Regions from separate parts of the Homo sapiens genome. Here region 2 is linked to region 1. The links are chromatin loops, found by intact Hi-C in ENCODE. Cell type or tissue: heart left ventricle. All regions are shown on one strand. Each heading gives the region's core, and the rest is flanking DNA. Links, peaks and the distances in the headings are about the cores only.

Region 1 (8,311 bases), core at 18-8,017:
GTACTGTAGTAACACAACCCCCAAATTTTGGTGGCTCAAAGGTTTATTTCTTTCTCATGCTTCATGTCCATAAGGGGTTGGCCTGAGTGTTCTGCTCATTACCACTCAGGCTGGTGAAGCATCCACCTGAACTTGCCAGGTCATAATGCCCATAAAGAACACTCTGGAGAGCCTCCCACCAAAAACTAAATCCTCTATCCCAAATAGACATTTTTTCCGGTCATTTCTGCTCATCATTTTGGACTTCATGAGTTATATGAGCCAAACCAACCAGGAACCAGGAAATAGGTGTTTTTTTTTAATATGTGCCTGGAGTGAAGAAGGTGAATATTGGTGAACAGCATTATTAAAGACCACAACTGGCATCCTATAAAAGTGAAGCCCAGATCCAGACTTTCTCTTCTTTTGCTTTGTCTACTTCAATTCGCCCAGAGAGCCCTGCATCTGTGTTAGTGTCTGTAGCTGGCAACAGCAATGTGAGGCTAGAGACAGCAATATATGCTGTGTTCTGGAAACATTATGCTTGTTTAGGAAATGCTATGGTTGTACCTAGATGGTATAGGTCTAGAACTGGTGCTATGACATCCATAGGTTCTATCTACCATTTATTTGGAAGACTACCCTTAGGAAAAGTGGAACAGATGAGACTCAAGGTTGGAATTTAACAGTGAAAGTGCTAAAATAATTCCATCCCCTCCAGTGGAAGACATCCCAGGATGCTGCCATTGGAGAAGGGCCCCCTCTTCCAAGGCTTCCTGGTGCCAGGTACATAGGGAGTATTAAGTCAAGCTCATGGCAGGAAAGAGAATGCAACTCATATGGTTCAAAGGAAGAGGACTTAATGGAAGGATTTTCAGAGGTGTGGGCAGGATTAAGAGAATCAACCAGGTTGTTGAGGCACCCAAGGCTAGCATCTGTAGGAACCTGGTAATCCCTTGAATCATAAGAGGAAATAGGGTTATCTTAGCTCATCAGAGCTAGAACTGAGGAATAGGGGCTGCTGAACAGATCTATGCTTATTCAAGTTCAGAGCCACTGCCAGAAATGTGGCCCAAAGCAGGAAGGAAGCTGGAAGAAATAGTTCATCTTCTTTTCCCACCTGTCAATCTCCTATCAGTGTCTCTTACTGGCTGAACCTGTTGAGAGAAAAGCCAGCTAGGAAGGGGGTTCCAGGATGCACTTCGCAGGCACCAGCTTCCTGGGCAGAGAGGTGCAGGAAATGATCTGAGAAAGATGAGGAGTGGGGCTAGGGCTAGGGGAGTAAGCAGACTCAACACAGTGAGACTGTCCCTAGCTTAGGTTGAGCAAAATAAGAAAATTACAGTGACTTTTGGCCTTTAATTTATCTAGGATTTTAATTTCCCCAAGGGAAGGGAGATTTTATTTTCTCCATGGCAACAAATAAAGGGTTCATTACTGGAGCTTAAATATCTGAGAGAATTTAATAAAGGGAGAAGATTCATATGGTTTGTTTGGGACATTTTTCACACTGAGTATTCTATGTGTGCTACTTTAGGTACCCACTGTTCTAGTGAACCAGGTTTATCCATGGCAGGCAACAATTTGAGTTAAGAAATAAAATTGAGGGGTCAATATCTGACTATGAGCTTGGGCCAAATGTGTTGGTTTATCCATTTCAGAAGCTTCTAGACTAGAGCCAACAGAAGAACTGCCCATTTCTCTGGGCTCAGGAATTTATAAAAGTCAGTGGTACTAGGAAGCAGCCTTAAGTGTTTACCTTGAAGGGAGGAACTTGCCCAAGTGAAGGAGCAGGTCTCATTCCTGGTTGACTATAGCCTTGAGTGAGGACAATAAACCTGAGCTCACAGTTCTGATAAAACACAAAGCAAGTAAATGTTGATGAGGAAACACTTCCACCACTCCCACCAACCAACCCTCTCCATCTTAATTTCTACTCAACACACAAGGAAGACCTGTTGCATCTAAAGATATTGCTGAGATGTTGGTTGGGTCTCATTTACTAGTTGATGAAGGACTAGGCCTATAAGAGGGTCCTGATTCAGCGCACTCATTCTGTCAACTGGAATGAGAGCTCTAGGAAGTTTTTCATGATCTTTATTATTTGAGTGTCTTCATCAAATTCCTTCCTGCTTGCAGTTTGAAGCTCAGCTCTCTTTAGCTAAGTATCTTGGTTTCTAATCCATGGCCTTTGAGTGTGGAGGGTAGGTAGCAATCTGTGCCAAAACCTCAAACCCCAGCCTTGTGTTTAATTCAGAGCTCTGTATTGAAGGTTACATGTCACTGACTGCTGTGGTTTGAATATATCCCTCAAAGTTCATGTGTTGGAAACTTAATCACCAATGCAACAGTGTTGGGAGGTGGGGTATAAACAGAGGTGACTAGGTCCTCAGGGCTTTTCCCTCATGAATAAACTAATTCCATTATCAGAGTGAGTTTCTGATAAAATGATGAGTTCTGCCCTCTTCTCTTCCTCTCTTTCCATGTGATGCCTTCTGGCATGGTATGTAACAAGGAGACCCTCATCAAATGCAAACCCTCAATCTTGGACTTCCCAGCCTCTAGAACTATAAGAAATGAGTTTCTTTTCCTAGTTACCTAATCCATAGTATTCTTTTATGGCAATACAAAATGGACTAAGACACTGATCTGTCAAGTAATAAAGAGACACTTTGAGTTCTGACTTCATTTTTTATAAATGTCTCTTTGGGGAGCAGAAGACTAGACATCCACTATTCTTTACCCAGTGAAAAGAAAAACTTTTTCTTTTGGTAAGAGCACTTTCCTTTTGAAAAACTCTATTCTGACTTTAATCATGCAGTTTGAGTGAGATTGTCAATCACACTCTATAGGGTGGGCAAGTGGCCCAAGATAAGCCAATCAGAGCAACAGTAATGATTGGCCCTGCTTTGAGCATATGCTCATCTTTTGCCAGTGTCAGTCCTTGTTAAACTGAATTCTGGTTGTAAAGAGCCTTTACCTTTCCTGTAGTGAAGTTGGTAAGAGATGAGCATAAAGCAGCCAGGACCCCATCTCCCACCAGAGAGAGTCAGTCTTTCACAAGAAAGAAAGAATTTGACATTCAAAGCAATAGAAAAATCGGTGAGAATGTTCCAGAAAATATAACTGTCACTCATCCAGTCTTTCCCAGCTGTACCCATGCCCTCCCTGAGGCCAAAAACATTTCCTTTTTGTCTAGGGTAGACTTAATTGGATTTCTGTCACAAGCAACAGAGTCCTGACTGATTTAGTAGAGAAGATGTGTGGTGGTTCTGGGTCCCTGGCCATCATACAACCTCTGACCTAAATCCTTCACAGTACAGATTAGGTAAAGGAATGCCACAAAGTCAACGGTGATCAAATCTCCATAAATAGGTCAGGTGATGCTTCCCAAAGAAGCAATACCTATTAAAGGCATAGGTTTTCAGAACCCAAAAAGCATCATGGGAGAATTTAAGGAGCTTCAAGTAACAGACTAGTAAAAGTAAGGAAATTCTGCAGCAGGAAAATGTCTCACAAGCCATGTTACGGCATTTCAACTTTATCTCACAGGCGATGGGGAGCCACAGGGTTTACCGTCTAAGACCCTTAACCTCTCTATTCCATCAAAACAACTAATAGGTCTTAGACTGGCACTTCTTGTTTTCAGTGGTAGAAGTAGAGATTAGAAGTTAAAAATAACTGGAAGCAGAATCTGAGCTCATTGCCTTGTCCTTAGAAGTCTGAGGCAAGGGAGGATGGGACAGTGCTATTCCTTGGTGATCTTGAACCAAGTTACTGCCTCCCTGACCACCAACCCTACCCCTTACTCCCCACCCCCATCTTCTTATCTGTGACAGTGGCATTTCCCATTCAGCCCTTAAAAAAAAAAAAAAAAAAAAAAAAAAATTGGTTCATTGAGAAACCTTTGCTGACTCATGTACTAACCAACACTTCCACCTAGTGGGAACCTTTGGAAATCATCTCACAGGATCAACACCCCTCTTCCCCGCCACCCACTGCACAGCTTCTATAAAAGACAGAAATGTCCCATTCTCTGCTTGGTCTCTCAGTGACTGTCTCTTTGACCCCAGTCTTCCACTGCCATGCACATGAACATAGTTCCCTACATGGGAATAAGGCTTTGTAACCTGCAAGCAGTGCTCACATATCAGCCTCTGTGGCCTTCATCTAAAACAGTACATCCGTGCTTCCTGGCTCTGTTCGTCATCTTGGTATAAACATAGGATGGCAATAGTGTCCAAACATGGCATTCCTCTGGATCTTTCACTGTCTATTTTGAGTGGCCTTCAGCCCCCTCATATTCCTCCCTAGTGATTTTAGAAATTGTCAGTGCCAGTTGACAACTCCAGTCATCTGGGTGACTGTAATGTATGCCATGTTTATTTTTTTATCAACTATATGTTCACTCACTGGAATGATGTGTTCTTTTGGCATTCATCTCTAAATATTACAGCTCCTTGCTTAATGAGATACCAAAGCCCATGTAAGATACTGGGGACATTGTTATCTATGCTGAAAAGGCCACCATCACCAGATGTCCTCTAGTGTCTGAGCTACTAGTGTCATTGTCAAGGGTATTGGCTATTACCATTACCAGGACATCATCCCCACCCCCTGCCCCTACCGTCTCCCCTCACTATCAGCAGTTGTCATCAACTGGCTCTCTTACATATTCAATGTTCTATGAAGACAAAAGTTTTCTGCTCTACAGTCCAAAGGCTGATGAAATATTTCTATTGGAGAAAATCATCCCTACTTCTAATTCTACTTATTTCTATACCCCAACTTCTATCCACTTTTTTCAAACCTAGGGTCAGAAGAACAATATTTCTATTGCAACTTTGGATGAAGTTCCACCAAAGTGAGTTGTGCTTCTTCTCTTTTCCAGTGCTTAATTCTGAGACATGGCCAGGTTTGAGGCTGGGTAGGAGAAAAACAACTAGAGAGCCAAGTCTCACTGCTTTGTTCCTCACTTTGAGAAAAGGGCAGATGATTCAGGATCCTCTGATCTGGACTCCAGGCATCATTCTTGATGGATTTCTAGACCCAGGAATTGCCTTGGACATCATCCACTTGCTGTATGCTATGTTCAGCCTGGAACAGAACTGAGGGAGGAGGATGGGAGGGGAAGGAAGAGTGGGCAGAAGGGAGAAAGAGATAGAAACAAAAAGAATACAGTGAAAACTCCATGAAAAAGTAGAAAGTGTCCATATTTTTCAGGTCACTTGGTGGACATGACTTCCTGTCTTTCGTGTAATATGGAATCAAAATTATTGAAATAGACTGATTTGGTCTCCTTTTAATTGTCAGGAGTGAAAGAGTAAAGGGATGTGTTTGTTTTGCTTTGGGTCTATTTTTGGTCATGAATTTTGCAAGATTGCCAAAGATTATGTTTATTCTCTTGTTGGCTGAAGATTTCACCCTGTTTTTCTGAGAGGCTGGGCTTGTCTTTTCCACCCATCTCCTGGGAAAGAACGTAAAAAAAGAGGGAGTTGAATGGCTTCTGCAGAGGCAAGACTTGAGCTGGCCTGAGAGGAGGCAATGGCTCGGGTCCACAGAGAAGAAGGCCTGGATTTCAGTTCTCTACTTGCATCATGGTGCCTGTGTTAAACATTGCTAAGTTGCAGACTTCATGCACCCAGCACAGGCCCTAGCACAGAGTAGGCATGCAATAAGAGCTTGCTGAGTAGAACTGAACAGAGAATGTCAAGGTTATGGGGAGATACCTAGAGGGTTAATCTGGATCTTCTATGCAAAACTCTAGGAACAATGAAGGAGGAAGCTATTTAGTAGTTGAAAAGAAATAGCAGAAACTGGAAAGTGCAAATTCAAAAATAAGTCCTGCAGAGACATTTAGAATAAGTCTAAAATCTTAGTATCAGAAATTGAGAATTTGAGGAAATCTAGTTGAACCTGCTATTATAACCAATAAAGTGGCCGCATCTTGATCCTGCCACCAGTTTTTGGGCAACATCAGGCAAGGTTTTCTATCTCCCTCAGGTGGCCTGATTTGCATTGCCCAGGATCCTGTAAGAGGAAGGGAGGTGTCCCCTGTGGCAATGAATGGAGGGGAAGCATTGACTGTGACAGGAACAGGGCATAAGAATAACATGTTCTCATTGCAGCATTTGGGAAATACAAGGAACCAGAATAAAACTGTGTCCCCAGAGTCTGGTGGAAATAGGGTTTCTTCATTTACCAATGGACTAATACTTTTTTGAGACAAGGTCTTACTCTGTTGCCCAGGCTGGAGTGCAATGGCATGATTGCAGCTCACTGAAGCCTGACCTCCATGGCTTAAGTGATCCTCCACCTCAGCTTCCCTAGTAGCTGGGACCATAGGCATGCACCACCATGCCTAATTTTTTCGTTTGCAGAGACGGGGTCTTGCAATGTTGCCCAGGCAGCTCTCAAATTCCTGGGCTCAAGCAATCTACCTGCCTCAGCCTCCCAAAGTACTGGGATTATGAGCATGAGCCACAGCACCCAGCTTACCAATGAATTATTGAGTGGTATGTGCCAAACTCAATACTGACCACAGAAGATAGATAGATGAGGAAAATGTAGTCACCATTCTGAGAAAATTCATAATCACTCAATTGACTCATACTTCTTTTCTCTAGAATATCCAACTCCAGCCTCCCTTTTACTACAAGTTCCTGTCTCCCATTCCTTCTGCTACACCCACTCATTGATTCCTTGACCCACCCCTACCACCACCCATCTCCCAGCTCCCAGCTTACTCAGCCTCCTTACCTCCCTACCTTCATATTTTCCTATGAATCCATGGCCAGCTATATTCTTAACAACTTCCTCATATCCCCGATGCCCTTGATCTTTCCACCTTGTCAAGTCCCAGTTTAAATGCAACCCATGCTTTTCATCCATTCCTTAAATATTCTTTAAATACCTGCCATGGGCCCCAGCCACTCTTCTAGATGCTAAGGATACATTAGTGAGGAATAAAATTCCTTCTGGGGCCTGTGTAGAAAATTTTCATATAAACAATAAATATATAGTAAAAAAATGCAATAAAATGTCATAAAAGCTATGAAAACAAAGCAGAGTAATAAGAGGGGTCAGGGAAGAACTCTTTGACCTGAATGAAGTAAAAGAGTGAGCCAGGAGAATATCTTGAATAAGAAAACTCCAAGGGCCAGGCGGCCTGTAATCCCAGCACTCTGGGAAGCCGAGTCGGGCAGATCACGAGGTCAGGAGATCGAGACCATCCTGGCTAACACAGGGAAACCCCATCCCTACTAAAAATACAAAAAAATAGCCGGGCGTGGTGGTGGGTGCCTGTAGTCCCAGCTACTCGGGAGGCTGAGGCAGGAGAATGGCATGAACCCAGGAGGCGGAGCTTGCAGTGAGCTGAGCTCACGCCACTGCACTCCAGCCTGGGTGACAGAGAGAGACTCCATCTCAAAACAACTCCAGGAGGAGAAGCCCTGAGGTAGGAAGACAGTGTGGCTGTGTGAACTAACCGAGAGGAGGAGTGGTAGGAAGTGGAAAGCTGGGAATGGGTGCACATAGGGCCTCATGAGCTGTATTTGAATTCTAAGTGTAATGGGAAGCCATTGGAGAGGGAATATTTCAGCAGGAGTGATGTGATCACTAGAGAAAAGAGCCTCCAATGCAGGTGCTGTTGCAGAAATCCTGGGGAGAAGTGGGGGTTCATGCGAGGAGGGTGGCAGTGATGAGAAGGGCTCAGGTGCAGGACACGGACTGTAGGTAGAACCCACAGAATCTGTGAAAGAACCGGGCATGAGTTACAGGGAATCATGAGACAAATCCAGAGTGACTCCAAAGTGAAGAGTGTTGCCATCTTAAGAGATGGGGGATTAAAGGAGTAGGTTGGCAGAGTGACAAGGAAATTAGAAGTTGTTTCCTAGACACATTTGAGATGTCTCTTAGACAGTCAAGTAAGCTATTAAGTAGGCAGTTTAACATACAATATAAACATGGGGTGGCCAGGTGCAGTGGCTCACGCCTGTAATCCCAGCAGTTTGAGAGGCTAACACGGGTGGATCACCTGAGGTCAGGAGTTCAAGGCCAGCCTGGCCAACATGGTGAAACCCCGTCTCTACTAAAAATACAAAAAATTAGCTGGGCATGATGGCGGGCGCCTATAATCCCAGCTACTCAGGAGGCTGAGGCAGGAGAATCGCTTCAACCCAGGAGGCAGAGGTTGCAGTGAGCAACTCCAGCTACACTCCAGCCTGGGCAACAAAAGCGAAGCTCCATCTCAACAAAAAGAAAAAAAAAATGGCGTCATCAGATTACCAATAATGTCTGAAGCCACAGTGCCACATGAGATTTTCTAAGGAGT
Region 2 (8,311 bases), core at 131-8,130, 330 kb before region 1:
GAAGAACTCAGGATGGGGTGGGATGGGGAGGACGGGTGTTAGTCCTTGAGTCTAAAGAAGCAGAACCAGGAGCTCCAATGTCCATGAGCAGAAGATGGATGTCTCAGCTCATGAAGCAGGGGTAGCCTGGGGGGAGTTTGCCTTTCCTCCACCTTTTTGTTCTATTTTGGGCCTTCAATGGATTAAATGATGCCCCTGCAAAATGGTGAGGGCAGATCTTCTTTACTCCGTCTATAGATTCAAGGGCTAATCTATTCTGGAAACACCCTCACAGACACAGAAAGAAAGAATGTTTACCCGCTATCTGGGCAGCCCTTAACCCAGTCAAGTTGATGCATAAATTTAACCATCACACCGAAAGTAGTATGAAAGTAGTATGTTTTATATGTTTTAAAATTAAAAGGGGACTCAAAGTGTGTCAGATCTATGAAAAACAATAAAAATGGACTGGATAATTTGCAAAAGAACTAACTATAAGTTTTATAACAAAAAATAATTGATGTAATACACTCAATGAAAAGGAGAAATAATAGCTTTCTTGGTGAAGCAAAAATATGTGAGCTGGAAGATAGCTTGGAATTGGCCCCACTGCCTAGGAAACTGGTCCCTGGAATTCAGAGTCAGTCTGGAGGCTGAGTGTTGCTGGGAGGATGGCTGGCAGCTGGGCCCAGGCCAGCAGCGCCTTGTGACATGCAGGGAGATGGGCAGATGGAAAAGCACCAGCCATTCTTCTTTCTGTATCAGCGAGGGGCAGGTATTGTGGGGACAGAGAAGTTGGGAGAGGTCTGGCCTGGCAGATAGAGCCCAGCAATAAAATAAGGGTATGTCAGAGAAGATGACCCAGAATCACACCAGCAGACACAGCTGGTGTTCTGCTTATCTACTGCTATGTGAGAAGCCACCCCAAATCATAGGGGCTTAAAACAACAATAATCATTTATTTTGTTCAGGAATCTGCAGTTTGGGCAGGAGTTGGTGGGGACAGCTTGCCTCTGCTTTACATAGCATTAGCTGAGTGACTCAACTTGGGGCTGGAAGATCACGTTCAAAGTGACTCACTTGACTGCCAAGTCATTGCTGGCTGTCAGCTTGGAACTTGATGGGCCCTCAGTTTATCTCCACATGGGTCTCTCCAAAGGCTAACTGGGCTTCCTCACAACATAGCGGCCAAGTTCCCAAAGAGAAAGGCAGGAGTGCATGACACTTGTATTAGCGTCAGAAGCTACATTTTGTCACTCTGGCTACATTTTCTGGGAAAGGCAGTCACAAAGATCTGTCCAGATTCAGAGAGGGAGTGTGAACGTTCTAAAGATCTTGCTGTACCATCTTTGGAAAACACAATTTGCTAAAGGTGATGCCAATCCAGGATCAAGTGATGGTTGGAGACCTAGATAAGTAGTCAATCAAGCTGTCATCCCTGAGCTGGGAATCAGTGGCAGAATTACAGTCCCTACTCAGGGGAGCTGACGAAGAGCAAGGCCAAGGCTGAAAGTCGGGTTTTTAGCAGATGGTATAACACAGTGGTCAAGACCAGAGACTCAGGGCCAGAGAGCCTGTGTTTGAATCCTGGCTTCACCAATTAATAGTTTATAATCTTGGGCAAGAAACTTAAAACTCTCTTTGCCTCAGTTACCCCATCTATTAAATGCGATAACAACCATACCTATCCTATAGAGTTATTGTAAGAATTTGGCAAGTTACTATAGGTAAAGAGCTCAGAACAATGCCTGGCTTGTGGCAAGGGCTGTGGGAGGGTAAACTAATATTGTTAATAGGCTCCTAATCCTTTCCTATGAAATAACCTAATAAGGGACCAAGTTGCCAAATGGTGTATCAGAGCTCAGAAGCGAGACAACCTTCCAGTCGTGGGAACTGGTACACACAGTCTAACCCCTCCAAAGCCTGCCTACCTCCCATCATCATGGATCCTGGCACCAACATTAGGGCAGGCGGAGCCCCTCCCTGGGGTGGGAGGGGGTCTGAAGAGAGAAAGGAGGTAGGGCCTGACCAGGAATCCTTGTTGAAATGAGGGCGGTGTCCTTGGAGCAGAGTGATTTGCCACACAGCTCTGGCCTGGAGGTCCTGCCAGGCTTAGAGGCAATACCAAGTCCAAACACTATAAAATTATCTGCGATGTTGTTTGAGCAGTAAAAGTGGTGAAGAGACCTGAGGCTACTTAGATACAGAACAACTGTTTTCTCCTTAATGAGCCACCATACACAGCGTTTAATTAAAACTGCAGGAGCATCCTGAGAACTTGGACCGAGGAGCGTGGAAGTTATGGTGGCAGTCATCGTGTGTCAGGGCTGGGGTGACTCCCTGAGACTGGACACAGTCACATCCTCCTCCCTGAACTCCTTTCATGTAGATCCCATGTCTACTACCATGTCTCCTGGTTCCCGGTGAACTGTCTTAATCCTTTTCCCTCTCGCCATCATTCAAGAGCACCCGGTGAATAGTCACACTCCACTAGCTTCAAATATTTACGGGCAACATAGAAAAATTACTTTAGTTTCCTGAGCCTCAGCTTCCCCATCTGGAAAGTGAGGATAAGGATTCCTTCTTCATGGAGCTGTTGCGGAGATCAAATAAGATACACGCAGGAGTGGCCTGACTTTCACCCACTTACACCCCTGGCATTCCTGACCAGAAGGATTGAAACCAATCTTGATGCACTGATCTTGATTCCTGACCAGAAGGATTGAAATCGATCTTGATCCGCTGATCTTGACTCCTGACCAGGAGGATTGAAACAAATCTTGATCCACTGATCTTGACTCCTGACCAGGAGGATTGAAACCAATCTGGATCCACTGATCTTGATTCCTGACCAGAAGGATTGAAACCAATCTTGATGCACTGATCTTGATTCCTGACCAGAAGGATTGAAATCGATCTTGATCCGCTGATCTTGACTCCTGACCAGGAGAATTGAAACAAATCTTGATCCACTGATCTTGATTCCTGACCAGGAGGATTGAAACCGATCTTGATCCACTGATCTTAATTCCTGACCAGGAGGATTGAAACCGATTTTGCATTTGTTATCCAAGCCATGTCCTGTGAGATGCTCCTTGGATAAGTGGTTCCAAATTCAGATAGGTTTGGGAAATGTTGTGCCCTGCATATACCCCTCCCCACTGGGGGCTGCCATGCACATGGTCATTTTAAAGAGTCTAAGAAGTCCTGATAGAAAAAATTCTGCTTTGCTGAACCCAGTGTTTTCTGAAATTTCTCACCATGGAAACTTTATTTTATGTGTATTTTTCTTTATTTGTTTCACCCATTAGCATCATTGGGACCATCTCTGGAAAACACAGGGGTGGCATAAATCACATGTGCAAAGTTGTGCCATCTCTCTGAACTCATTTCTCATCTAAAAATGAGGATAATCAATGCCCACCTTGCAGGGTGCCATGAAGATCAGAGGTAGTGAACACAAAACACCCAGCCCAGGGCCTGGCAATCAGTGGGAGGGCAACATGCATGGACACTGGGATGAGGCAGGGAGGACGCAGATGCAAGGAATGACACCATGGGATGCAGATGCTAAAGGCGAGGACCAAGGGCAGGGTCTTGACCACCAAGGGCAAGACCACCACAGGCCGGTGGGGGCCAAACCAGCAGATTTGAGACCTGGAGTCTGATATAGTTTGGATGTGTGTCCCCTCCAAATCTCATGTTGAAAAGTGATGGGACCTAGTGGGAGGTGTTTGGGTCATAGGGGAGGATCCATTATGAATGGCTTGGTGTCATCCTTGCAGTAATGAATGAGTTCCCACTTTATTAGTTCACTCCAAGAGCTGGTTGTCAAAAGGAGGCTGGCACCTCCTCCCCTCTGTCTTGCTCCCTCTCTCTCCATGTGACACACCTGCTCCTCCTTTGCCTTCTGCCATGAGTAAAAGCTTCCTGAGACCTCACCAGAAGCTGAGCAGATGCCTGTGCCATTCTTGTACAGCCTGCAGAACCATGAGCTAAATAAATCTCCTTTATTTATAAATTACCAAGCTTCAGGTGTTCCTTTAGTAATGCAAAACAGACTAACACAGGGTCCTTACATCTCCCAGACGAGCATGGGGATTGTTCCCAGTATTACAGGCAAACTCAGTCTGCGGGAGAGGGATCTGTGGCCTTGCCAGGAGCTGGGAGGACTGCTGGGCACAGGGAGAGATTGAGGAGTCATTTACCAACCCCTTCACTTCACAAATATTTATTGAACACTTGCTAACTGTGAGGTAATCCTAGCTACACAGGATACATCAGTGAAAAAAAACACAGCTCCTGCTTTCCTGGAGCTTACACGAACAACAAATAAGCAAACTAATAATATTTTAGATGATAAGTGCTACAAAAAATAAGGCAGGGTTAAGGAGAGTGGTGGTGCTATTTTACACAGGGTGGTCAGGGAAAAGCCCTTTTGAGGAGGTGATGTGAGCAGAAAGTGGCAAGAGGTAAGTGATTACACTCATGACCCATCATCATTATCATCACATCATCACCATTATCATCACATCATCACCATCACCATCATCATCAAACCTCCTCCATCATCCCTTGGAGTAAGTGCCTCTCAGGACAGGCTTTCCCAGGGTGTAGTTCCAACAATGACCACGAGGTGGAGGAGTGACTCTAACCCCGTCCAGGGGCTGGGCGTTGGTTGACTATCTCAAGCCCCCAGCCCTAGATCCTGTCAAGGTTGAGAGTCGTCTCAGGCCATCTGCAGCCATAGGAATCCCATGTAGTTGGGTTGCCAGCTTGACTGTGTGCGGGGGCTTTGGCTCTTTGCCACCAGTGAGGTGCGAGGAAGGGGAGGGAGAGCCACAAGGAACATCTGGAGAAGCCGAGCCAGGGAAGGGCACACAGCCCCCTGCACAGGGTCCAGGGGTCCTGGGGCTGCGGTGGGCGTGGCCACCAAGAGAGCGGCTCCAGGCCAGGCTTGTTCTGTCGGTGACTGAAGGGTCTTTAAGGCATTCTTCTGCCTTCAGCTACGGGAAGCAGGTGAGGAAGCAGAATTGGAGAAGGAGTGAGGGGGTTGAATAGCCAGGCTGGAGTGAGGAACAGCCTATCTTCGTGTGTTTTACGCCTTGCTGGCACTCCTATAAATTTGTCTTAATGTTGGGAGAGGGCAGCTGTGAGCCTGCTGCCTGCCCCCTCTGGAGAGAAGGGGACCCTCTCGGGCTGCCGCCCCTGTTATCCCCTGGAAGCTGGCTACAGGACCAGCGTCCAGGAGATAACAGCCCAGACCCCCTGTTTGGGGTCTTTTCTGAAAAGGGCCAAGCCTGGCTTGCTCTGCTTCGCAGCCTCATCTTGAAGATTGATTATCTTCCCTGGCTCCTTCCAGCAAGGCGGAATGGTGGGGTTTCTAATTTCGCTGGCGTTTTGCTCCTTGATATCATGTGAACAGATGCTGTAAGGTTTTCTCTGAAGACTCTTAGGTAGGGAGGGAGGGAGAGCCTCCTGGTGAGGTTCTTTGACTCTGTCCGGGAGGAGGAAATCCATTTCTCATTGCTCTGTGATTTCACACTAATCTGCGAATGCATGCACTGATGACTTAGGGTGTGGTTCTACCCCTGCCCCGACTTTCCTCTTCTGCAAATGGGGTGAATAATGCTTACCTTGTGGAGTCATCTGCATGACTCAGTAGCTTAGCACTTGTAACACAGCACCTGGGACCAAATCAGGGCTCTATAAATCGTAACTACTTTCATGTGTAGGAAGTGCAGGTCCTTCTTCATACGTCTATAATATTGTGTATTCCACAGAACAATCCCATTTGGTGCCTTTCTTTTTTCTTATTTTATTAATTTTTTTCACGTAAAATATCTGAAAACAATCTTCATCACAACAGAGCCAAGCACTGTATCAATACTGGAAGGAAAATAGGAATGTCTCACCCCCTCATAAACACACAGACACACACACACACACACACCCTAGAGTTAACTACTGGTATAAGTTTGGTATTTATCTTTCCAGACTTTTGTTTCACCAATACAGTTCTTGGGGCTGTAAAGCTTAGTTCCATGTCAGTGAGCATTAGGTGGAGATAACCCTCTGAAGAAGCTTATTGGGGAGTGTGTAGACACAACTCTTTCTCTTGGCACCACTTAGTTCCATATCAACCTCAATGTGTGAATTGCAAATGAGCTTTACTTTAAAAGGCCCTCAAAGTGGCTTGGCAACACTTTATAAAACATTGGTATTAATTCCTAGAAGGTCAAAGAGGCGTACGTGTGTGATTCTCTAACTCACTTTTCTACTGAATGACTGTGGCCTCCATTCCCAGTTCGGATTAGGGGATGTGGCTGCAGAGCCACTGAACATGATTTGCTTCCTGCCAAACAGAGAGGATGTGCTGGCTGCATGCAGGTGGAGTCAACCCCGAGTGCTGGGTTTTGAGCTCTGTGTGAGCAGGGAAGAAAGTGCCCTGTAAACTCTAGGGACTAGAGTCCTGGCCACAGAATCACAGAAGTGGGCCCTCCATCCCCTCTCCACTTGCCACCTTCACTTTCCTCAAGCCTCCCAGGGGCTGGAAGCACAGCACATGCTGAGCATGCCCTGTTGAGCGTCTGTAGGGCGTTCTTCACCAGGCTGCATGACTCATGTACACTCTCTCACACGTCTCTCATGTGCATCTCATGCCAGCTTGAGGAGGTGGGTACCATGATTAATATTCGCCTTTCATGGATGGAGAAACCGAGCTTGGAGAAGCAATGTGTTTACCCAGGAACTTACAGCTAAAATGCAGCAGTACTGGGACAGGAGCCTGCTTGGTTGAAATCCCAGTTTCAACAGTGGGACTTGTTCTTGTCCTCTGTTTTCTTTTACTTCTTCAGTTGATCCTTTTATTTTTTCATCCATAAGTAATATGTCAGTATATACTGATTATATGTAAAATAAAAATGCCACTCCTCTTCAACTCCCATTGGTCCAACCCTCTCTGCTTAAGTGACCACCATTATTTGTTGAGTGTATCCTTCCAGATCTTTTCTGTACACATAGAAATACACACAGAGTTGCTATTTTAAAAATATAAAAGGAATCACACTATACAAATACTTCTGCGACTTTTTTCTTAACAATGTGTTTCTTTCCAGATTCATATATCTGGACCTATTTCCTTTTTTAAATGGCTGCACAGTGTTCCATAGTATGCCCATACCATGATTTCACTAGAACCTTATTGATGTTTGATTTACTCAATGTAAACTAAAATAATAGTACCTGCCACATAGGATTATTGTTAAACAAGATGATGCATGGAAATTGCTTAGAATTAAGCCTGACATATAGTAAGTGCACATGCACACACATACATGCACACACATCATATACCTATTGGCTTTCATAATCTTTATCAACATCATCATCAATATTATTGATAGATGTTAATATTGTTCCCAGTTTTTTCCATTCTAAACAATGCTAGTGTGAAGATTTTTCTGCTGATATTTTGTATGTATGTGTGTTTGTCTATGAAATAGATTCCTGGAATGCTGGGGGACAGGAGGTTGAAGGGTGGGAGGAGAGAAGAGAGAGGTCAAGGTGTTCTTTTCCTGCTCCAGCCCCATGCCTCTGGTATTGGCATTGTTCTAAAACTACAGCTCCCATGGGGTGGCCCCTCTTTCAACTTCTACCTCTTTAGCCCCTTCTGCCTCTTTAGCCATAGGAGAGGTAACAGCTTCCTGCTGCTGCCAGCCTTGGGCACTTCATCATCCCTTGCCTATTCCTTTAACTCTGTGCATTTCTTTACAAGCTGATGCTTTATTTAATTGCCATCATTTGAACCATCAGGGTGTAAATTCTGTGTTCTGCCTGGGTCTTGGCTGAAACATTAGCCTTTTTATTTTTCTATAAATTGCCTGTTCATATTCTTCACTTATTTTCTATAGACTTGCCTTTATAATTATTTATAAAAACCCTACATTACAAATGTCAATATTTTGTTAAATATAGTATAAATGTTTTATCTGAGTCTTTATCTGCATGCAGCTTTATCTGCGTGCAGCTTCTCTTCTCTCAGCTTGACTTCAGCGTCTTTTCACTGTCCTTTGCTGGAGCCTCCACCTTGGCCCTTCCTCCAATGCTGGGTGCAGTTCCGAGACCCTCTATTCTTCCCTACCTGTACCTTCCTTTGATTCAATGATTTTAACAACCCCCTACCTGCTGCTGCTCCCCAAATTTATATCTCTAGCCCTGGCTTCTTCAGTGGTCTCCAGATTCCAATATAGAACCATCCACTTGCCATCATTGCTTGGATGTCCAATGACATCTCAGACTTAGCATGTCCCAAAGCAGAAATCTTGATTTC

What was found. A loop is a pair of places that touch in the nucleus more often than their neighbours do. Peaks named below come from ENCODE experiments on the same cell type or tissue, not always from the same donor. Only the 100,000 strongest peaks of a DNase experiment are listed, where the experiment ranks them.
Region 2: a loop joins it to region 1, with 9 times the contacts of the local background. A loop is called at or near these places in 79 of 110 quality-filtered maps.

The regions. Positions count from the first base shown.
Region 1 is chr6:39,976,868-39,985,178 of GRCh38, reverse strand. It overlaps LOC102723789 (a long non-coding RNA gene), which reads right to left. Exons shown (of 6, transcript XR_001744112.1): 6 at 4,838-5,087. Among named protein-coding and RNA genes, the nearest start is that of MOCS1, 47 kb to the right of the region's middle. In heart left ventricle, for the core only: CTCF peaks have their summits at 3,729 and 3,932 (motif pointing left); no DNase peak of the experiment used is centred there; H3K27ac peaks cover 900 bases.
Region 2 is chr6:40,305,184-40,313,494 of GRCh38, reverse strand. No RefSeq gene overlaps it. Among named protein-coding and RNA genes, the nearest start is that of LINC00951, 47 kb to the left of the region's middle. RefSeq lists enhancers at 4,337-4,903, 4,904-5,471. In heart left ventricle, for the core only: a CTCF peak has its summit at 4,611 (motif pointing right); a DNase peak (open chromatin) is centred at 4,701; H3K27me3 peaks cover 2,984 bases.